Linked DNA regions of Homo sapiens: region 1 is linked to region 2. The links are chromatin loops, found by intact Hi-C in ENCODE. Cell type or tissue: IMR-90. All regions are shown on one strand. Links, peaks and the distances in the headings refer to the core of each region. The heading gives the core; the rest is flanking DNA.

Evidence for each region. Hi-C counts contacts between places; a loop is a spot of excess contacts. Peaks named below come from ENCODE experiments on the same cell type or tissue, not always from the same donor. Only the 100,000 strongest peaks of a DNase experiment are listed, where the experiment ranks them.
Region 1: a loop joins it to region 2, with 4 times the contacts of the local background. A loop is called at or near these places in 1 of 110 quality-filtered maps.

Annotation. Positions count from the first base shown.
Region 1 is chr2:234,756,559-234,768,104 of GRCh38, forward strand. No RefSeq gene overlaps it. Among named protein-coding and RNA genes, the nearest start is that of LINC01173, 80 kb to the left of the region's middle. RefSeq lists an enhancer at 8,284-9,483. In IMR-90, for the core only: no CTCF peak of the experiment used is centred there; DNase peaks (open chromatin) are centred at 6,743 and 7,173; H3K27ac peaks cover 1,305 bases.
Region 2 is chr2:234,627,047-234,638,592 of GRCh38, forward strand. LOC105373936 (a long non-coding RNA gene) reads right to left here and starts at 5,662. Exons shown (of 3, transcript XR_923998.3): 1 at 5,235-5,662. In IMR-90, for the core only: no CTCF peak of the experiment used is centred there; DNase peaks (open chromatin) are centred at 5,835 and 6,105; H3K27ac peaks cover 1,738 bases.

The sequences.
Region 1 (11,546 bases), core at 6,103-8,602, 130 kb after region 2:
CCTGAGACTTTGCTGAAGTTGCTTATCAGCTTAAGGAGATTTTGGGCTGAGTCAATGGGGTTTTCTAGATATACAATCATGTCATCTGCAAACAGGGACAATTTGACTTCCTCTTTTCCTAATTGAATACCCTTTATTTCCTTCTCCTGCCTAATTGCCCTGGCCAGAACTTCCAATACTATGTTGAATAGGAGTGGTGAGAGAGGGCATCCCTGTCTTGTGCCAGTTTTCAAAGGGAATGCTTCCAGTTTTTGCCCATTCAGTATGATACTGACTGTGGGTTTGTCATAGATAGCTCTTATTATTTTGAGATACGTCCCATCAATACCTAATTTATTGAGAGTTTTTAGCATGAAGGGTTTTTTGAATTTTGTCAAAGGCCTTTTCTGCATCTATTGAGATAATCATGTGGTTTTTGTCTTTGGTTCTGTTTATATGCTGGATTACATTTATTGATTTGTGTATATTGAACCAGCCTTGCATCTCAGGGATGAAGCCCAGTTGATCATGGTGGATAAGCTTTTTGATGTGCTGCTGGATTCGTTTTGCCAGTATTTTATTGAGGATTTTTGCATCAATGTTCATCAAGGATATTGGTCTAAAATTCTCTTTTTTGGTTGTCTCTCTGCCCGGCTTTGGTATCAGGATGATGCTGGCCTCATAAAATGAGTTAGGGAGGATTCCCTCTTTTTCTATTGATTGGAATAGTTTCAGAAGGAATGGTACCAGTTCCTCTTTGTACCTCTGGTAGAATTCGGCTGTGAATCCATCTGGTCCTGGACTCTTTTTGGTTGGTAAGCTATTGATTTTTGCCACAATTTCAGAGCCTCTTATTGGTCTATTCAGAGATTCAACTTCTTCCTGGTTTAGTCGGGAGAGTGTATGTGTCAAGGAATTTATCCATTTCTTCCAGATTTTCTAGTTTATTTGCGTAGAGGAGTTTGTAGTATTTTCTGATGGTAGTTTGGAATTGAACAATGAGAACACATGGACACAGGAAGGGGAACATCACACTCTGGGGACTGTTGTGGGGTGGGGGGAGGGGGGAGGGATAGCATTAGGAGATATACCTAATGCTAAATGACGAGTTAATGGGTACAGCACACCAGCATGGCACATGTATACATATGTAACTAACCTGCACATTGTGCACATGTACCCTAAAACTTAAAGTATAATAATAATTTTAAAAAAGCAAAAAATAATAATAATAATAAAATAAAAATTAAATCTTGGCCGGGCGCAGTGGCTCACGCTTGTAATCCCAGCACTTTGGGAGGCCGAGGCAGGTGGATCACGCGGTCAGGAGATCAAGGCCATCCTGGCTAACATGGTGAAACCCCGTCTCTACTAAAAATACAAAAAATTAGCAAGGCATGGTGGCACACCCCTGTAGTCCAAGCTACCCGGGAGGCTGAGGCGGAAGAATCACTTGAACCCAGGAGGTGAAGGTTGCAGTGAGCTGAGATCGCGCCACTGCACTCTAGCCTGGGCAACAGAGTGAGACTCTGTCTCAAAAAATAATAATAATAATTAAATCTCATTATATCCCTCCTCCATTCCTCATCCTCCCCAGCTCCTTATTTCCCTTAGAGAAAAATTAAGCCTTAAGTCTTCAATGACCCCACATGCCCTCCATGATCCGCCTCCCTCCTTCTTCCCCATCTCCTCCTGTCCCCCCATGCTCTCTTCCCTCCAGCCACACTGGCCTCCCTGCTCTCCCTTTGAGGTGCCAGGCACACTCCTGCCTCAGTACCTTTGCACTGGCTGCTGGCTCTGCCTGGAATGCTCTTCCCTGAGATAGCCACCCAGCTCCCTCCCTCACCTCCCCAGGTCTCTCTTCAAATGCACCTTTTCTATCAGGTCAATGGTCCAGCCGATATAAAGAGTATATTGTCAGCTCCCTGAACACTGATCAACTTTTCATCCTTACCACCTTCAAACATTCTACATACTTTCCTTACTTGTTGCTTTTTCATCTTTCTGCCCTACTAGAATATAACTTCTCTAAGAGCAGGGAAATATTTTTTTTTCCACTAATGAACCTAAGTACTTGATCAAAGTTTCCATAACTTTTACTCCCTTAAAGCTTGCAACTAGGCAGGGCCTCATAATTGCATATCTGTTCAGCTGGCCTTTCCTAAAAGTGGTAATATACCTGTCCCATACATCAGATATTCACAAGAGGTCAGGAGAGGGGAATATGCCAACACAAGCAATAAGTTAGAAAAATAATTGCTATGGGGAACTCACTGTCCTCAATCTTTCAGCAATAATGAGAAGGAATGTTTGTAGAGGGTTTTGCAGTTTAGAAAGAACTTGCAGTTCATTTTCTCACTTGAGCCTCTCTGCATCCCTGTGAATTATGCATTAGTATCGTTACACGTACTTTACGTGTGATAAAACTGACGCTAGGAGAGGCCTGAGGTCACTCAACCAGCAAAGGCTCAGGGAGAAGGAAAATGCTGGTCTCAGGACTGTTTGTACCAACACCACGCACCTGCCTTGCCAGAGCAATCAACACAGATGTAAGTGTCAGTGGGATTAACCATTTCAGAGAGCATTTGGTGCTGTTGTTTATTTCCTTCTGCTTGTCTTTTTACCCTTCACTGTAAGATAAATAGAGGAATCACAGAAAGATGAATCTACACTAAAGAAATGTGTGATTTCATGAATTATTATAAAATGAGCCTTGTAAACTTTGCAGCCAACCCAGAAGACCCCCATGGTCCCCATACCATCCCCACACAGCCCCTCTTCTCCCATCAAAAGTAACCATCATCCCAGCTTCTTCGGTAAAAGTTCTCTTGCATTTCTTTAGTTTCACCATCAAGATGTGTATCTTTAGACACAACAATTGTAGTCTTACTCATTTTTTTTTTCTTGAGACAGGATCTCTGTCACCCAGACTAGAGTGCAGTAGCACGATCAAGGCTCACTGCAGCCTTGACCTCCTGGGCTGAAGCAATCCTCCTGCCTCTGCCGCCAAGTAGCTGACACTACAGGTGTGTGCCACCATGCCTGGCTAATTTTTGTATTTTTTTTTCTTTTTGTAGAGATGGGGTTTTGCCGTCTTGCCTAGGCTGGTCTCGAACTCTTGAGCTCAAGCAATCCACTTGTCTTGGCCTCCCAAAGTGCTAGGCTTACAGGTGTGAGCCACCACACCCAGCTGCCTTACCCATTTTTTAAAAACTTGCTCTGAACTTTAAGTCTCTTAATCAACTGATTTCCCTGCCATTCTTTCTCTTCCTTACAATATATCTAATAAAGAATCTAGGCCTTTAGACCAGTTGTATACCCCACAACTGGAGTGTGTGTGTGTGTGTGTTTGGTGTGTGTGTGTGGATGAGCAGGTGTGGGTGTATGTGCACATACACATAAAAAATATCCCTTTGGTTTATACTGATATTTTAAATTCAAATTCAGAACTAAAGGGTTTGTACTTAATTTCTTTTATATTACACCTGTATATCCTGTCTTCCATACCAAGAATCCACACTCTCAAAAACACAAGAGATGATAGAATCAGAGTATTCCACAATTATTCATTTGCTTTATCCCTTATCACACACACAACAGTCTCAGAATATTAACACTAGCACTACTACTTATAAAGACTAATAACAGCAAACAATGTTCCCCCTATTTTGTAGTGGTTGTAACATATATTAATTGTCCATCCATACAGCCAGCACATGTCATCCTCTCTCCCTGTTAACCTTCATGTAGCCCTAGTCCTGCAAGTTCATATGTAGTTAGTGCTCACCAACAGTCCTTATGACTCTCTGGTCATTTGGGTTGTTGAAAATCATTTTTCAGTAGCTTTCTGAGGAGGGTCTCACAAGAACAGTATTCTCAGAAGGTTTTCATGTTGATAACAGTTTATTGTGTCCTCTTACACTTAACAGTTTTATTGGATTAAAACCTTGTCTGTTTATTTCTTTTATTGAGTATATTAAATATGTTACTCCATTTTCTTCTGGCACAAAGCAATACAGTGAAAGAGTCTAATGACAATGGAATGTTCTTTCCTTTATAAGTCAAGGGCTCATTTTTTCCTTCTTTTTCTTTAAAGTCCAATAATGGCATTAGAGTGTTTTGGTGTTAGTTGGTCTGCATTGATCCTCTCAGAAGCATAGTGAGTTCTTTCAATACATAATTTCAAGTACGTATTTTTCAATTTCAAGAAATTTTCTTTGCAGTATTGCTTTTAGTGCTAGGTTTTGATGGTCTTTCTCAGAGGCTCCTATTACCCATATTTTGGATCCTCTTTGCCTGTTTAATCTTTATGATGAAATGATTATCTTTCTTATTTCTAACTCTTAAGTCAATAAATCTTGAGTTCTGTCACCACATTCTGAGTTTTTCTCATTTATATCTTGCATATTATTCTTAATGTCTTTTAATTCCTTTTGAAAAGATGTTACAGTTTTGATCTGTTTATTTTAAACATCTTTTCCTAGTATACAAGGATGTTATTCTGCTCTTCTTTTCATAAGTTACTATAGTAACTTAGCATGGAATTTAATCTTGATGTTTTTTGGTTGCTCATCTTTGAGTGAATTCAATTAACCTGAATTTTTAGAATTGTTTTCACATAGTGTTAAATATATATTTGTATACATTGTGTTATTTATGTTAAATTATATATAGAGAGGCTAGCTTTCTGAGATTTTCTGGCTGTGTTTTCTTGCCCTGTTTTTATCTAAACCGTTCTCTTCACCTCCATGTCCACATGATTCTGCTCCAGCAGTTGCTCCTCACTGTAGGGTCCTATCCAGCTAGAAAGTTCCGGCTGGCCAGCGTCAAGTGTTCTCAGGATCAGACTCCTCCAGCCTTTCAGACCTTACCAAGGGCTCTGAGCATTTCTCTACAATCACAGCAGGTAAAATACTCTACTCTAATCTTCTCTTCTCTGGTTGGCCCACCATGCTTTCCAGTGAATAGCTGTTGGTTATTTTGTGGGTTCTCCTTTTCCAAGGTCTGACACCCTGATTCTTCATTCCAATTTATCTCCCAAGAAGCTGATAACACACAAGTCTTGTAGCTACTGGCAATGTGTCCCCACCAACTAAATTTCAGAGGTTATGAAAATATCTTGTCATCTAGCTCTTTTGTAAATGTTGTTCGTTAATTTTGTTTGGCTATGCAGATATTCTGTCTGTTTTCACGTGGGATTTAGGAAGATCTAAAAACTATGTGGCGACTGCACTACCGGCTTCCAAAAATCTTCTACTTGTTTTTTAAAAGAGGAGTGTCTAACCCAATTTGAAATTCTTGAATTGGTAAATTATATTATGTTCTGCTATATTATATTGTATTATATCATATCATATTATATCGTATCTCACATATATATAAACATTAGTAGGGACACTTTTATGTTTCTGTAAGCCAAAAACCTGTCCTGAATCTCTCCCCAATCCAGCAGGCCAGGGCAGTATTTTCCAGTTTTAATGTGCATGTGATACGCCTGGGAATCTTTTTAAATTCAGGTTCCAGGCCAGTGGGTCTGGCGTAAGGCCAGACATTCTGCATCTCCACCAGCTCCTGGGTGCTGTCAGTGGGATGGTCCACAGACCTCATCTCGAGCAATAAAGGTCGAGGTGTCAGCAAGTGATTACTCACTTTTGAAAGATTGCCAATACATACCATGTCTGCTTTTAATGAAGGACCACTCTTAGTAGTTTCCCAAAACATGTAGTACCCTTGTAAGAGCTTGTTCTTCTTTTTAATAATAAAAGAAACTGAAATCCAATACAGACTTCTCTGAGAGCGGTATTCTGCTGCACATTATCACAAACATTCTCTCCTTATTCCTATTATCATTTTTATAAATGATAAAATAGACTCAGATTGATTTGCACATAGGCTGGAATTGCAATGCAAACCTGAATTTTTGACTCCAAATTCCTGTCTCCTTCATCCTACATTGTGCTTGGGAGCATACAATTTCTATTTTGGTCTTTATCATCTTTACCCAATCTTTTCTCTATTTTTATCCAACTTATATATTCATTATTAAATTTTTAACAATTTCTGGCCAGGCACGGCGGCTCACAGATGTAATCCTAACACTTTGGGAGGCTAAGGCAGGAGGATCATTTGGGGTCAGGAGTTTGAGAGCAGCCTGACCAACATGGTGAAACCCTGTCTCTAGTAAAAATACAAAAAAACTAGCCAGGCATTATGGCGGACACCTGTAGTCCCAGCTATTCGAGAGACTGAGGCAGGAGAATCACTTGAAGCCAGGAGGCAGAGGCTGCAGTGAACTAAGATCGCACCACTGCACTCCAGTCTGGGCGACAGAGCAAGACTCCAACTCAAAAAAAAAAAATTAACAATTTCTCTTTGCTTCTTGCAATATGATCATCAGCTTTAAGGTACTGGTTAATTACTTCAGCTTACTCTTGCCCAGAGAAATGCAACTCTGTTACCAAATCAAGAGTTGATTTACTTCATTGTCATCTTGACTCGTATTAAATAAATTATGTTAACTGGCTCTGAAAAGAATTTAGGCATGCATAGAGAATAGCAGTGTTTTTATTGGCGAGAAAAGAAATCATGACTTTTTTAAAAATACCAGACTAATGATTAAATAAATTAACAGTCCTAGGGTTCCGGAAGTGGCCTAAAGCACGTAGTAGCCCTCCTTAGAGCTCACTGCCTTTGTGTTGTAGTTTGACAGAAGCAAAGTTAAGCCTTGCTCGTCCAGTTCCCATGGAGCATGTCCAATCCCTGAAGAGTGTTCGTGGAAATGCACATCTGCAGCCCCACCCTCCGGGTCTGATTGTGTTGGGCTGGTGGGGCCATAGAAACCACATTTTCCACAAGCACTGCAGTGACTCTGATGCTCAGCCCTCGAAGGAAGTCATTAGCAGGCTCAGCCTGGAGGGAGCCCCACAAGACCTCAGGCTCCAGGAAGCAAGTGTGCCAGGTTGCATGGCCATAGCACAGAGGAGTGTGACCAGGGTGCCACTTTTCTCATCTCTCACCATGCCTTTCAGTTTTGTGCAGCAGAGATATCTTCTCTTGGCCCGACTGTAAACTCCGGCATGCTCTCTCATGTATACATAGTCCCAGTCCAGCAGCCATTATAATTTTCCAGCACAGATGTGGGAATGATGCAGTTTCGAAATGCAAACTTCGAGATAACTCATGTATGAGTTTGCCAGGGTTGCTATATCAAAGCACCACAGATTGCTCAGCTTAAGCAACAGGCATTTGTTTTCTCACAGTTTTAGGAGCCGGAAGTCCATGATCAAGGTGTCAACAGGGTGATTCATTCATTCTGAGGGCTGGGAGGGAGGGTCTCTCGAGGCCTCTCTCGGCTTGCAGAAGGCCCTCTCCTCCTTGTGTCTTCACTATGCCTGCCTGTCTCTATGTTCAAATTTCATCTTTCTGTAAGGACAGTCCTGTTGGATTAGAACTAACTCTAATGACTTCATCTTAACTTGATTATCTTCAAAGACCTTATTTCCAAATAAGGCCACATTCTTGGGCACTGGGGGCTAGACTTTGACACCTTTGGAGGCACCCAATTCAAACCATAACAATTCATTTGATTGAAAAGATCTTTGTAATTTTTTTTTTTTTTTTTTTGAGACGGAGTCTTGCTCTGTCGCCCAGGCTGGAGTGCAGTGGCATGATCTTGGCTCACTGCAACCTCCGCCTCCCAGGTTCAAGTGATTCTCCTGCCTCAGCCTCCTGAGTAGCTGGGATTGCAGGCACGTGCCACCACACCCAGCTAATTTTCACACCAGCTAATTTTTGTATTTTTAATAGAGATGGGGTTTTACCATGTTGGCCAGGCTAGTCTCCAACTCCTGACCTCAAGTGATCCGCCTGCCTCAGCCTCCCAAAGTGCTGGGATTACAGGTATGAGCCACCACCTCGCCCAGCCAGATCTTTGTAATCTTAAGAGTAAGTTACAACCTTTAGGAAATGTGGGCTGGAAGCCATTTAAGGAGGTTTGGTTGAATGGAATGTATTTACAGGATTTTCATGATTGCATTACCCTGCTGTGGTTCCTGCTCAGAAGGCCTCCTGTTAACATGTTTATGATGATCCCCCTTGGTTCACCAGGTGCTGAGTTTAGGAGTACCTTTCATGCAACAAGAAAATATTTTTCCCCTGACACAATATCTTGCAAACACTCTAGGAAATATCAGTATTAAGAAAGCTAATTAACATAGGATATGTAAATCGGCATAAAGTCAACATTTGGCAGGTGAATCCGGTAAGCACCTTTGACACAAAGATAAATTCCCAATCTCCTGAGTGTCTATCTGGATGAAATTCAGGGCCTGGGGCTTGGCTCCTGGTGGATGTGGCTACAAGAAGCTGTCCCTTCCCCAGCCCCTCCCCTGGGCCTCCCTGTCCCCACTCTGGGATCCCCAATTCCTCAGGGACACTGACAGATTCCTGCTGTCTCACAGGGACCCCGGCTGTGGGCTGGCTTTTCCAGGGCATCCGCAGTTGTGCTGGCCTTCCTTCCCTGCTCCTGAGAAGCCTGAAGAGGACCCAAAGGGTATTCACAGCCCCCCACCCAGGGCTGGGGGAGAAGCAGCGGTCAGGAGCAGCCCCGCCGTTCCTAGCTTGAGAGCAGCTGCAGAAGGACTCGGCAGGACCTCTTCTCAGAGATTTCAAAGTGTGCAGGGACTTCAGAATGCATGGTCATCAACTGAATAAGGTTTATTTTACAGCTGAACCCACCTGCTTCCCACCCAGCCTCCTCCACCTGCTGCACTCCTTCCTGATTGAGTGAACAGTGCCCGCTTTGATGGCAGCCCCCAGCTGGAAACAAGGGCACTCTACTGGCCTCCCTCCTCCCCTCACACCCTACAGCCAGTCGGTCATCTCATGTGATGTGCTGGCCCCTCTGACCATCCCCACTGCTGTCCTTGGCCCCTCCCACTGCCCTTATTCACCCTTTATTGACTTCCCGTGATGAATCACGACAGCCTCCTACCTGCACACCCTCCCTGGATAAACCTCCTTCCTTCTTCCAGCAGGATCCAGTCCTCAGATGGAATGTAGGACCCGAGAGGAGGCTCCTGCACTTCCTAGCTGTCAGATCTTGGGTAAGATATTCCAACCCTCTGTGTCCCAGTGGCCTCCCCTGTAAAATGAAGAGGAGGATAACAGTGCCTGCATCACTGGGCTATTGAGAGGATGAAATGAGATAATCTATGTAAACCCCTTCACCTAATGAGTGCTCGCTCAGGTGAAGGTAGCTATGATTACGTCCTTCCCAATGTGCTCCCAAAGTAACATCTCCTCATGTCCATTGCAGTACTTACCATTCACAGAATAATTATTTTGTGTCTTTTCATCACTTAATAGAAGAGAAGCCTTCTGAAGGTAGGGAATCTCTTATTTATGTCTCATGCCCAGAAGTTAGGATGGTGTCTGGAATCTACTAGGTCCTCTATGAATATTTGAAGGAGAGATGTGTGGAAGAATGGATTCATAGAAAGGTGGATGGCTGAATGGTGACTAAATCCAACACCATTCCAGTGTTAGAATCATGTTACAACCCAACATGAAACATTAAGACTTTTTGTCGTATTACTTTAGTGGTAAATGCTCAAATGTAGTTTTGTCCTAAAATTAACCACTGATAAATCTTAGAAAACTAAAAGAGAAAGTTTTGATTTAATTAGTTTTTCCTTTTTTTTTTCTCAGTTCATGTTTCTGTTACAGAGGGGAAGTTTCTGAAAGTTAATAGTAGACATGACAGTAAATATTGACCATGAGGAAATGTTTTCACTCTTAATTATAGAGGATGCTATCTTTCTTTCTGCAATAATAGTGTTCTCAATAAAGAACTTTTAAAAATTATTTATATAAAGGAACATAACTTTTTTTAAAAAAACAGTATTTTGTATTGTGCAAACTGCAATCTTTATATCTCAGCTCTGTCTTTTAATAATAAGGCTTGATGCATGTGTGCAAAATACAGCAAACGCAGTTTCACATCATGGCCAAAACCATCTGAACTACCATCAAACTAATCCAAACAAGGCAAGGAAAGCATTGTCTTTAAGACTTAAATGGTGTAGCCATGTTCCATTTTACAGAAATGCACTTTTAGTCTCTGCAATGGTGAATTTTATGTGATCTTATTGGTTCTGTTTCCCTGGAGAACTCTAATACAATATCTTTTGTAAAATTCTAAATGGGTTTTTTTTTCAAATGCATAAATGATTAAACCTTAATTTGGGGGTGATTCCTATGAGATGAGTAACAATGGGGAAGATCCGCATCAGCATGGCGGGCCCTGACACAGCTTGAGATCACCCCAGTCTTATCTAACCCGCTTCTGTTGACTGTCTACTCCCTGTAGACACAGTACTGGCTTCTAGGTCGCCTGTGAGCAAATCTCATCAAATTCATCTAAATGACCACCAGGCATGAACCAGGATCACATTCTTAAAGGATTGCTGAGGACTTCAGAGTACAGTACTGGGCCTCTAAACACCCACATGCGCCCCCCAAGTGAGGGGAGGATCTTGGCTCTATCAGCTACCACTTCCAGCTCTGCTCCTAGCAGGCGCCATCCATTTGTCTGCCCCTTTGGGAAACTCCTTCCAATCACGTGGTTCCACTGGGAGCTGCTGTCTTCCTCCAGAACCTGACTCCCTGGCCACAGTGGTGGTCTAGGGCTGAAATGCCCACCTGGCTGATCACAGGGCTCCAATCTCTGCTCACAGGTGACTGATCCAAATGTAAGAACCTACACACCATGATTCAAGCCATCTTTTCCCAGGATTTTCTACCAGGAATCAAGGGAAGCCAGTCAGTTCTTCTCGAGTGGCCAAGATGGGCTGATGTGAGCAGCCAGGTCTCCTGCCCTGTGGGGCTGGGAGGAGAGAGAGCAGCCCACTCCGAGGGGCACTGACTAGGAAGAAGGACAGAGCCCAAATTCCACCATTGCCAAGGCCAGCTGGGCTTTCCTCCCTGAGGGGGGTCACAGGAAACACCTGCCCCTTTGCTGGAGCTACTTGGGTTGGGTCTTCATTGGCAGAAACCAAAGAGTCACTCTGATTAGTTCTAAACTACAGGAGCCATTCAGTCTTCTGGGCCTCAGTGTGAACTGGGAATGGCCACACCTCCCTTGAAATCTTAACACTTATGGTGGAGAGTGAGCTGAATGTGTGTGAACTGTGCACACATTACCTTCCCCATGGATCCTATGAAGAGCAGATAAGACTTTATAACCCAGAAAAATAGGAAATGTGTCAGATGTTTACTTATTTTTCTAATCATAATTATGAAAGTTGAGGTTACTTGGGATCCTGTTGTACTAGAATGAGGGATGTGATTGGATGGATTACAAAGCTCATGCATGCACACATAAAACAAACATAAGCAGACAACCCCTTGAGATGGTATATGCATGTCCTAGAATGACTATGACAAAGGACTGTAAAACTGGGTGACTTAAAACAACAGAAATTTGTTCTCTCATGGTTCTTGAGATGGGAAGTCCAAAATCAAGGTGTCATATGGCCAAGCTCCATCTTAAGGTCCTAGGGAGGAAT
Region 2 (11,546 bases), core at 4,630-7,129:
TTGATTTTGTTTTGTTTTTTAACTGAGGTAAAATTCACATAACATAAAATTAACCATTTTAAAGTGTACAAGCCGGGCGCGGTGGCTCACGCCTGTAATCCCAGCACTTTGGGAGGCTGATGTGGGGGATCACCTGAGGTTAGGAGTTCGAGACCAGCCTAGCCAACATGATGTAGAAACCCCATCTCTACTAAAAATACAAAAATTCTCCCAGTGTGGGGACTGGTGCCTGTAATCCCAGCTGCTCAGGAGGCAGAGGTAGGAGAATTGCTTGAACCTGAGAGGTGGAGGGTGCAGTGAGCCGAGATTGTGCTATTGCACTCCAGCCTGGGCAATAGCAAGACTCCATCTCAGAAAAGAAGAAAAGAAAAGAAAAGAAATAAAGTGTGCAATTCAGTGGCATCTAGTACCTTCACAGTGAGTGCAGCCATGACCTCTATCTAGTTGCAAACATTTTCATCATCCCCCAAGGAGACCCTGTACTCAGCAAGCAGGCACTCTCCACTCCCCTTTACCCAGCCTCTGGCAAACAGTAATCTGCTTTCTGTTCCTAGGGATTTCTCGATTCTGAGTATTTCATATAAATAGAATTATGGAATATGTGACCTTAGTGTCTGGATTATTCCTCAGAGTTTGGGTTAGTTTGGTGGTTCTGCAACCTCAGCTTTCTGATAGGGTTGAAAAAAGTGGTGCTTCTTGCAGATGACCTGGCATGTTGTTACTGCTGTTGTTAGAATGCCCTTTCCATCTTTCTGCATCCTAAGCAGAAGCTGGAAGCCCAACAAATTCCCTCTTGCAATTTTCCCCAGATCCACATCTTCTTCCTGAGTTGCCAGATTTGCTATTGTTATGTAAAGCAATTTCTTAATTAAGTCTTCAGCTCTTTGGTGTTTTGTTGTTGTGAGGGAGAAGTTATATGCTCTTATATAGAGGATATTTCTCTATTTTTGCAAAATCACAGTCAAAGAAGTGTCTGATAGGTTGTCCTACATACCTGAAGGTGTATAAAGATCAATGTAATGGATTCCACATAGATTTTAGTGTCCAAATATGTTTCTTTTCAGAAACCATGTTGGCTTTGCCTTATCACATAATGAGAAATGTAAAACTCATCATATTTTTCTATTTCCTTGGTTGTCAAGATGCTAAATTAACTTTCAATTGGATTAACTGATTGTATATTTCTGGAATATTTATATCTCTTTACCTTCTAAAAAATTTCTGATTTTTAATTTTTATTTTTTGAAAACATAGTTATGAAACAAAATGTGTGTAGTATGATATCAAATATTTGCATTTAAATATCTATATAGGTAAATTACAAAAAAAATTTTAATGAAATTATATAAAGTTGTCATGGACCTAATTCTGTATCAATACATGAAAAACTAACTCTTTTGTAAATTTCCTCAAGAAATCTGTGATAGATTACTCTCTCTCTCTCTCCATATATATATATATATATATATATATATATATATACATACACACAGTAAAATAGATATGCATGTCCAATACATGCACAGGAGGGCAATTAAAATATCAACTATTTATAAAAACAATCTGTAAGGAAGTATGAAAATGATAGGGAGGAATGCTAAAGGGTTATTTCCTTTATTATTGTTTAAACTTCTGTATTGTTTGAACTAGCAATCACAGATTACTGATATGGACAGGAGACAGGGAAATACTGAGTAGAAGAGGGTGGTTCCCTAGGAAAGGCCTCACTGTCAATTTGTGGCCCTAAATGGGAATAGGCATTTCTGTTTTCACACCCAAAAAGTTGCCTTTTGGCCTGCAATGCCCCCCTGTCCTGTACCCATATAAACCCTGAGCCCCAGGCTCCAAGAGCAGATGAGGAGACAAGAAAACAAGCAGATGAATGGCAGAATGGCATGGCAGAGAAAGAGAGAAGAAAAGGAATGTCTGAACGCTGAGAGGAGTTCAGCTGGGGGCGGTCAGAGAGGAGTTTGGCTGCTGGGTGGCCAAACTCCAGGGGAAGATCACCTTCCCACTCCATCCCCCTCCCAGCTCCCCATTCATCCCACTGAAAGCTACTCAGTAAAACTCTGCATTCATCCTTCAAGTCCACGTGTGAGCTGATTCTTCCAGGACCCTGGACAAGAGCTCAGGATACAGAAAGCTGTCACACTGGTCCTCTGCCCTTGCAGAAAGGCAGAGAGGGCACTGAGCTGGTTAACTCTTAAGTCATCTGTGGGCCACGTAACTAAAAGAGCATTGTAACACTGGGGTTGCAGGCACCCACCCTTAGACACTACCATAGGGCCAGAGCTGAAAGCGCTTGCCCTGGTTCCTGCACCTGCCCGTCTGTGTGATACCCCTCCTGTCAGGGGTTTGAGCATTGGTAGCGACTGAACAGGTGAGCCACACCCCTGTGGCACATTCTGCAAGGGGGACCAGGGAGCTATCCTGTTTTTTCACTTTTACTGTTGTGAAAGGAAGAAAATATGCTATAAAGAATAAATGAAATAATACACATATATAGTAAATGCAACCAAACACATAGCTAGCTCAAAGTGCTCAGAATCATGACACTGAATCAAACAGCAGCCACTAAAAATCCTCATCCTATGCTCTTGCAGAATGCTTTTTCCGAGGGAGGCTTTCTATCACCTAAAGACATCTGAGATTCACAAAATAATGTCTTGTCACAGTACTGAGGCAGAGGCCCGCTGTAGATGCTGCTAGAGGAGGCTGTCATGATTGAGCCTTGAGATGCTTTCCAGTTCTAAGATTTTATGACTCAATTCTCTCTCTGCTGACAATTTCAGACTTACTGTTGGGGGCCCACACATAATAGATCAATGTCAAAACAAAATTAAACACACGAGGCCTGTTGTAAACAATGTTTCTGCATAAAATGAGCCTGGATTTCAATTCTATTACATAAATTCTATTAAAGCTGTCTTCTAAGGGAAGAAGTTATGGTGCAGATTGTTAAAGATGAACAACATTTTCAAAGGCAGGCCAAAGAGATATAAATTCCTTTTGTTAATTAAAATCATGGTCATCTGAACTATGCCTATATTTATAAGCATTCACCATAAATTTTCCCTTGAATGACTTATCTTAGTTTGTGTTAACTCTGGAGTCCTCTTGCCTGATGTCTTTTTCAAAACATTCTTCAGTTCTGTTAGGTGTGTGTGCATGTTTCAGTAGTTGAGAAACAGGCACACAAAAACCAATGCAGATTTTTTTTACTCTGGAGCACATTGTTATTGTCCAAAGGCACAGTTCAACCTTCATTATTAAAGGAGGTATTTTTGGTTTTGAATTATTATTTGTATTCATGTATAATACAAATGTATAATTCATGTATAATTCAGAGCTGCCTAACTGCCAGGTTTCTAGAGGTGCAGAGGATAAGATGAGGATGTAGAATTTGAAAGTCAACCCAAACATCTTAAAGTGAAATCGCATGATGAGGGAAAAGCGGGCTTAACAGAATAATTTTTCGTGACTGCCGTAGTGCAAACTTGAAGAAATTTACAGGACATTTGCAGGAGTGTGGATAACAATAAACCAAGCACACCTGTGATTGTTTACATGGACAATGAAGTCAAAGTTACCCCACAGTCGGTACTGTCTTATCTAGAATGGTTACTTTCCAATTGTCTAAGAATTTAAGAGACTCATAATGCTCTGCTTAGTAAGTTTCTATAATGTAGCCTCCCTAAGGAAATAGATGTACTTTGTAGTTAAAATGAAAAAATAAAAAAATAAATATTAAAAAAACAGCTTATGAATAAACAATGGAATGTGAAACACCTCAGGCTAGAGATCCAGTTCTGAGCTGGCCACTCCCCTGACCTCTCAGCATGTTAAGAAAAAGCAATAGCACATCTGGCTCAGCATCCAGCCTGTCTCTCCCGGCAGCTTGAAATGCTGTTCTTCCTCAGTCTCAGAAGCAAGTTTACTAACAAATCTCACAAAGAGGAGGAAAACAATCGGTTGGAGGTGAAGTAATAAGCAAGAACAAATCATAATAACTGTGACATTTCCAGGCTCTGCTTTCATTCCCCTTGCTGGTTTTAAATTCCAGGAACCAGCCAGCCGGCTCCGTGTGTCAGGGGCAGGAAAAGTCCCCGTGCTGGGAAGCCGAAGTCACTTCCAGCTCTGGGACTTTTATGAAAGGTTCCCAGACTCCTCATTCCTTAACTGGGGAGAAGAACCTCTGTTCTGACTGCCTTTCTGAGTCACTGGTGAGAAATTGATGAGGGTCGGGACCTGGAACCCCGCGAGGGGTCAGTTTCATCTGCGGGCAGTTGTTTCCCCAGTGCTCTCTCAGGGAAAAACACAAGTCTCCCAAGCACCTGCCCTACCTTCTAAATTTAGAGCTAGTAATGCCTGGTAGAGTTTTTATAATTTATTTATTATCATAATTGTTGTACCTAGAATGAAAATTATTTCACAATTTGAGATAGTTTTGGTTACAACTTTCTTAAGAAGTGATAACAATAACGGGTTAACTTAAATTCACCTCATACTAAAATGTATTTACTGGTTGCCAGAACCCAAGGAGCAGAGCCCTGAAGCATATGGTTTTTGTTGCTGTTGTTTGTTTTTGTTTTTGAGACAGGGTCTCACTCTGTCACCCAGGCTGGAGTGCAGTGGTACGATCACTGCTCACTGCAGCCTCCACCTCCCAGGCTCAAGCAATCCTCCCACCTCAGTCTCCCACATAGCTGAGACTACAGATGCACGCCACCACACCCAGCATGGAAGTATTTACACGACAGCAAGCAGCAAATGCTACAAACCAAGGCTTCCTCCCCCAAATCCAGATGTTAAACATTTGCTAGCACATCACTGGTCTCCATTCTTATGCATCCAGACAATTACAGCACAAGGGCTACAATGTCAGAGATAAATCCATGGTCTGAGAGCAGGTCTTGACTCCTGCACACTGAACTTCTACAGGCACAACAGTTTCTGGGTAGGATGCTCAGTTTCTAGTAGTTTCTAATAGATGAGCATGAAAACGGACAAGTTTGAGTCCCATTTCTTCACCTTCTGGTGTCAAAGGCTAACAGGCAGAAGGGGCAAGAATCTGAACCAACTGGATGATCAGTGCCTTAGCAATGGATCAGTCTTCTTTTTCACCATTGGTCATTCAAAGCCCAGGTTAACAAAATGTTTTTAAACAAAAGAGGTGTTTGCAGAAGTGTAAATGGAGGCGCTCCACGAGAAAGTGGGAGGGGATCGGAGCCTACCTGCTGGGATCTCTCTTCTTGCTCACAGCAGGACTGAAAAGGGAATTCCTCCATTGCAGGGTATACGGCATGGAAACCTCTGCCACAGCCAAGAGCAGATGGTTGTTGATGCTAAAACTCACACACCAGCCTCGCTTCCACCCACGAAAGCAGTTTTCCCCAGCAGCTATTTACAGAGGCGCCGGTTTCACCTGAGAACCAAAGGTTCTCCACAGTGAGGATCTGTTTTGAACGAAAGAAGGGTTTTGTGTAATGACTTCTAGGCCCAGGAAAGCAGCCTGGTCCCCATGCTGATGGCAGGAAGAGGCGCTGCGTAAGGCATCCTCTGTTGCAAGCGAGTGAATGCTGGTAAGAAACCAGGAGAGACCAAGCGGAAGGTTGAATCTTAAAATGTCTTGTTTAAGTGTGTAGCCGGCACCTGGGGAGAAAAATCCCAGCCTTGCTAAAAACATTCCAGTAAGATCAGTAAGATCACAAATAAGCTTTGTCTTCGGGTTTCTGGGAAATGATCCAGGATCCGTGGATCTACAAATGAAGAGAAGTTAACCCCAAGTCTGTGTGTATAGGGGGGGATAACCACATACACGTGTGGAATACTTTCAAACACTGGTGTGTCCATACTTTTGCCAGTCATCATAAAAGTCATTTACTTGGTTAATTTGTGGGTTTCATGTTTTTTTTTCCCCCAATATTGTAATAGTTTCTAATCCTGTACCGTTAAAGCTGTAAGAAGAGTCATAGTTTACACTGTCTTCCTAATCACCCATACGCATGTAGTTAATGGCTTATCTTTTTTCTGCCAGTTCTAAAGCATTCCAGTATATAGACTTGACCACAGTTGAACATTTTGCAGATGTGTTTATTTTCTTTGAGTCTCCCTAGGCTTCTTGCACCAAGTCTGCCTGTGTGTCTGTGTGAGCTGTTTACGCTCTGCAGCTGCTTGAAACTCTGATCCAGCCTCTTCCTGAACATGTCACTGTCTATGTGGCCAGATCTTCTCTCCCACCAGCCAAGTCAGTCTTCCCGAATTCCTGTGCTCTGTCCCATTGCCACTGCTGCTGGTGCCAGCTCTCAACAGGACAAAGAATAGGATTGGGAGAGGAGAGAACAGGCAGGGGGTTGTGTACCATCAGTCATGTTCCATCCACCTTTCCCATGATAAATTCAGAAAGAAGCACTCTGGTGTTATACATCTGTCTCTTGTGAGTTAGCACAGTATGTGTTCTTTTACCCCATCTACTCACTTCACATAAAAAGCCTCCCTTCCAGGGTAACTGGATTCAGGGCTTCTTTGTAGAGGAAAGCCCTGTCTTTGTTTCTTTCTCTTCTTATAGCATAGAGTACTTGCCCCCAAATTCAGACTCCTGGGGAAGTGGAAAATTCCACTTGGGCCTACAGTCCCAGGCTGAGTTCTCCATTCCAGTCTAATCAAAAAGGCCCGAATTAAGCCACTGAACCAAGTACTGGCCCAGCCACAGAATGGACTTTTATGTCCAGTTCGCTGACGTCCCTCATGGATACAGGGTGCTGAGGTGGGACTCAAGTTATATAGGGGAGTGTTAGAAATTGAACCCTTAAACCCGAGCTCCTCGTGCAGACAAACACATCTAATTCCAAGTTAAACAGAATCTGAACCAATAAAAACATTTTACCCTGAGGATAGAAACATGCAAACAAGGTGAATCAAAACAAAGAAAACCTGTTTGCCTTGTCTTAAACATCCAGAACTATTTACCTCTCTCGTCATTAATAAAATCTCTGTATAAATATTTCCCCAGGAGGCAGCTTCTGGTGACGCACAAATATTTTTCCATTAAAGGAGACGAGACATTGCCTTCTTTTTGATATCACCATTCTGACTCCTGATGGAGAGACTGATGCCTGTGAGGCATACCTGTCCCCAACAGGTAAATCCAGGAGTAGGGATTCTGCCCTCATTTCCCCTCGATTGCTACTACATTCTTTTTTTTTTTTTTCCCCGACAGAGTCTAGCTCTGTCGCCCAGGCCGGAGTACAGTCGTGCAATCTCAGCTCACTGCAACCTCCACTTCCTGGGTTCAAGTGATTCTTCAGCCTCACCCTCCCAAATAGTTGGGATTACAGGTGCCCACCACCACACTCAGCTGATTTTTGTATTTTTAGTAGAGATGGGGTTTTGCCATGTTGGCCTGGCTAGTCTTGAACTCCTGACCTCAGGTGATCCGCCCACCTCGGCCTCCCAAAGTGCTGGGATTACAGGCATGAGCCACCATGCCCAGCTGATTGCTACTACATTCTAATGGTTGCTCTTGGAAGTTCCTGATGTACAGTGGATACTGAAAATTAAAGTTAAAAGAGCTTTTAACAAAAAGCAGTACTGGAACAGGTGAAATACATCTTGGAAATGCTAACTGTAGGCAATGGAAAGTCATTGAAGGTTTTGGAGCAGAAGAAATTAATGATCTGAGTAATGGGGATAGTAATGTATATAGTGATTCTGAGGGGAAACTTAGAAACAGGAAGATCAGATTGGCAGCTAACAGGAAGAAATCAGAATTAAGGTAGTTTGAGTCAGAAAGGAGAAAAAATTCTTTACAAGACAAAGTGAGATGAACAACATATTGATAGGCTATGAGGGAGATTATCTGCCATGTTGGGATAAGATGAAGACAGGAAAAATATTTTTACTGAAAAGAGTTGGGTGAAAACTAAAGTAACTCCACATGTAATGCGTTTAAGTATTTATGAGAGACTCCAGTGTAGATAACCAGCAAATTACTGGAAATACAGAGTTACAGTTTGGGAAAATATTAGGTTTGGATTTGAGATCTTGTATTTAGAGGTGATTTTTGAAGAGGGTGTGGCGAGAAAGAACAAATGGAGAACTTAGAAAAACATATTGATTCTCTTTATATTATAAAAGGAATGCTGTTATATTGGATGCCATAGCATCTCCCAGGTCCAAATATTAGGTTTGGATTTGAGATCATGTATTTAGAGGTGATTTTTGAAGAGGGTGTGGAGTGAAAGAACAAATGGAGGACTTAGAAAAACATATTGAGTCTCTTTATATTATAAAAGGAATGCTGTTGTATTGGATGCCATAGCATCTCCCAGGTCCAAATCCACCAACTTTCTTTGCCCTGATTTGTGGGACTATAGCTGGACCTTGTAAACATTTCTCCTTCTCCAGCTGCTGGAATGTTAGGCTTCATCAACAGAGGGTGCTGGAGTGACCCTATCAGGCCACAGCAGCAGAAACTCTTCCACTTTGCAGTCTATTCAGCATGGGACCTGATATGGTTTGGCTGTGTCCCCACCCAAATATCACCTTAAATTGTAATAATCCCCATGTGTCAGGGGCAGGGCCAGGTGGAGATAATTGAATCACGGGAGCAGTTTCCCCCATACTGTTCTTGTTGTAGTGAATAAGTCTCACAAGATCTGATGGTTTTATAAATAGGTGATCCCCTGCACAACCTCTCTTCCCTGCTGCCATGTTAAGATGCGACTTTGCTCCTCATTCACCTTCCACCATGATTGTGGGCCTCCCCAGCTATGTGGAACTGTGAGTCACTGAAACTTCTTTATAAATTACTCAGTCTTGGGTATGTCTTTATTAGCAGTGTGAGAACAAACTAATACGGTAAATTGGTACTGGTAGAGTGGGGTGCTGCTGTAAAGATACCCAAAAATGTGGAAGTAACTTTGGAACTGAGTAATAGGCAGAAGTTGGAACAGTTTTGAGGGCTCAGAAGAAGAGAGAAAAATGTGGGAAAGTTTGGAACTTCCTAGAGACTTGTTGAATGGCTTTGACCAAAATGCCGATAGTGATGTGGACAATAAAATCCAGGCTGAGGTGGTCTCAGATGAAGATGAGGAACTTGTTGGGAACTGGAGTAAAGGTCACTCTTGCTATGCAAGGAGACTGGTGGCACTTTGCCCCTGCCCTAAAGATTTATGGAACTTTGAACTTAAGAGAGATGATTTAGGGTATCTGGTGAAAGAAATTTCTAAGTGGCAAAGCATTCAAGAGGTGACAGATCATAAAAGTTTAGAAAATCTGCAGCCTGACAATGCAGTAGAAAAGAAAAACCCATATTGGGGGAGAAATTGAAGGTGGCAGCAGAAATTTGCATAAGTAACCAGGAGCCAAATGCTAATCACCAAGACAACGGGGAAAATTTCTTCAGGGCATGCCAGACACCTTTGCAGCAGTCCCTCCCCTCACAGGCCTGGAGCCCTAGGAAGGAAAAATGGTTTCCTGGGCCAGGCCCAGGGACCCCCTTTTCTATGCAGCCTCTGAACCTGGTACCCTGCATTCCAGCTGTTTCAGTTCCAGCTGTGGCTAAAAGTGGCCAACCTACAGCTCAGGCCATTGCTTCAGAGGGTGCAAGCCCCCAGCCTTGGTGGCTTACACATGGTGTTGGGCCTCTGGGTGCACAGAAGTCAAGAACTGAGGTTTGGGAACCTCCACTTAGATTTCAGAGGCTGTATGGAAATACCTGGGTGTCCTGGCAGACATTTGCTCCAGGGGTGGGGCCCTCATAGAGAACCTCTGCTAGGGCAGTGTGGAAGGGAAATATGGGATAGGAGCCCTCACACAGAGTACCTACTCGGGCACTTCCTAATGGAGCTATGAGAAGAGGGCCACCATCCTCCAGACCCCAGAATGGTAGATCCACTGACAGCTTGCACCATGCACCTTGAAAAGCCACAGATACTCAACACCAGCCCATGAAAGCAGCCAGGAAGGGTGCTCTACCCTGCAAAGCCACAGAGGCAGAGCTGCCCAAGGCTGCAGGAGCCCACCTCTTACATCAGCATGACCTGAATGTGAGACATGGAGTCAAAGGAGATCATTTTGGAACTTTAAAGTTTAATGACTGCACTATAGATTTCGGACTTTCATGGGGCCTGTATCCTCTTTGTTTTGGCCAATTTCTCCCATTTGGAATGGGTGTATTTACCCAATGCCTGTACCCCCTTGTATCTAGGAAGTAACTACCTTGCTTTTGATTTGCCTTGTCTCAGGTGAGACTTTGGACTGTGGACTTTTGAGTTAATGCAGAAATGAGTTAAGACTTTGGGGGTCTATTGGGAAGGCATGATTGGTTTTGAAATGTAAGAGCATGAGATTTGGGAAGGGCCAGGGGCAGAATGATATGGTTTGCTGTGTCCCTACCCAAATCTCACCTTGAATTGTAATAATCCCCACATGCCAAGGGCAGGGCCAAGTGGAGATAATTGAATAATGGGGGCAGTTTCCCCTATACTGTTCTTGTGGTAGTGAATAAGTCAAGTCTCACAAGATCTGATAGTTTTATAAATAGGTGATCCCCTGCACAAGCTCTCTTGCCTACCATCATGTAAGATGTGACTTTGCTCCTCCTTTGCCTTCCACCATGATTATGAGGCCTCCCCAGCCCTGTGGAACTGTGAGTCAATTAAACCTCTTTATAAATTACCCAGTTTTGGGTATGTCTTTATTAGCAGCATGAAAACAGACTAACACAGGAGCCCAGCACCTTTGCAGAGGAACTCTCTCTAGCCATACTCTCCACCAGTGGCCACTTCTGAGCCACTCCCACCTGCCCACAACCTCTGTCAATGGCAGCTGCTTCTAAAGACCAGCACCAGCCTGTGTCCTCTGCCAAGTTTTTTTTTTTTTTTTTTTTTTTTTTTTTGAGACGGAGTCTCACTCTGTCACCCGGCTGGAGTGCAGTGGCACAGTCTCAACTCACTGCAAGCTCCGCCTCCCAGGTTCACACCATTCTCCTGCCTCAGCCTTCTGAGTAGCTGGGACTACAGGCACACGCCACCACACCCGGCTATTTTTTTGTATTTTTAGTAGAGACGGGGTTTCACCATGTTAGCCAGGATGGTCTCAATCTCCTGACCTCGTGATCCACCTGCCTCAGCCTCCCATAGTGCTGGGATTACAGGCGTGAGCCACTGTGCCCGGCCATCCTCTGCCAAGTTTCTTGCATATGTCAGGCTGTGTGTTCCTGCTGTAGCCATGCTCTCTTCAGTGAGGTCTGAATCTCAGCCTTGGTGTGGGGTGGGGCTCTCTTGGTCTTTTGTTCCTCTGTTATCCACTTTCTTTGTCCTGCAATAAGTAGCTGCTCCTTTGTACCTGCTTCTTGACCTCTTACAGTCCTTTTTTATTTTTTAGGTAATTAACCACTTTCTGTAATTAGCAATACATTAAATTATATTTTCCCTGTTCCAATGAATGGTGTGGTTTCTGTCTCTAACTAATATACATGTGGAAAAGAGGTTAGACTTTTTCCAATTGATTATTTATTATACAGCTGGAACCTGTAAGTAGAA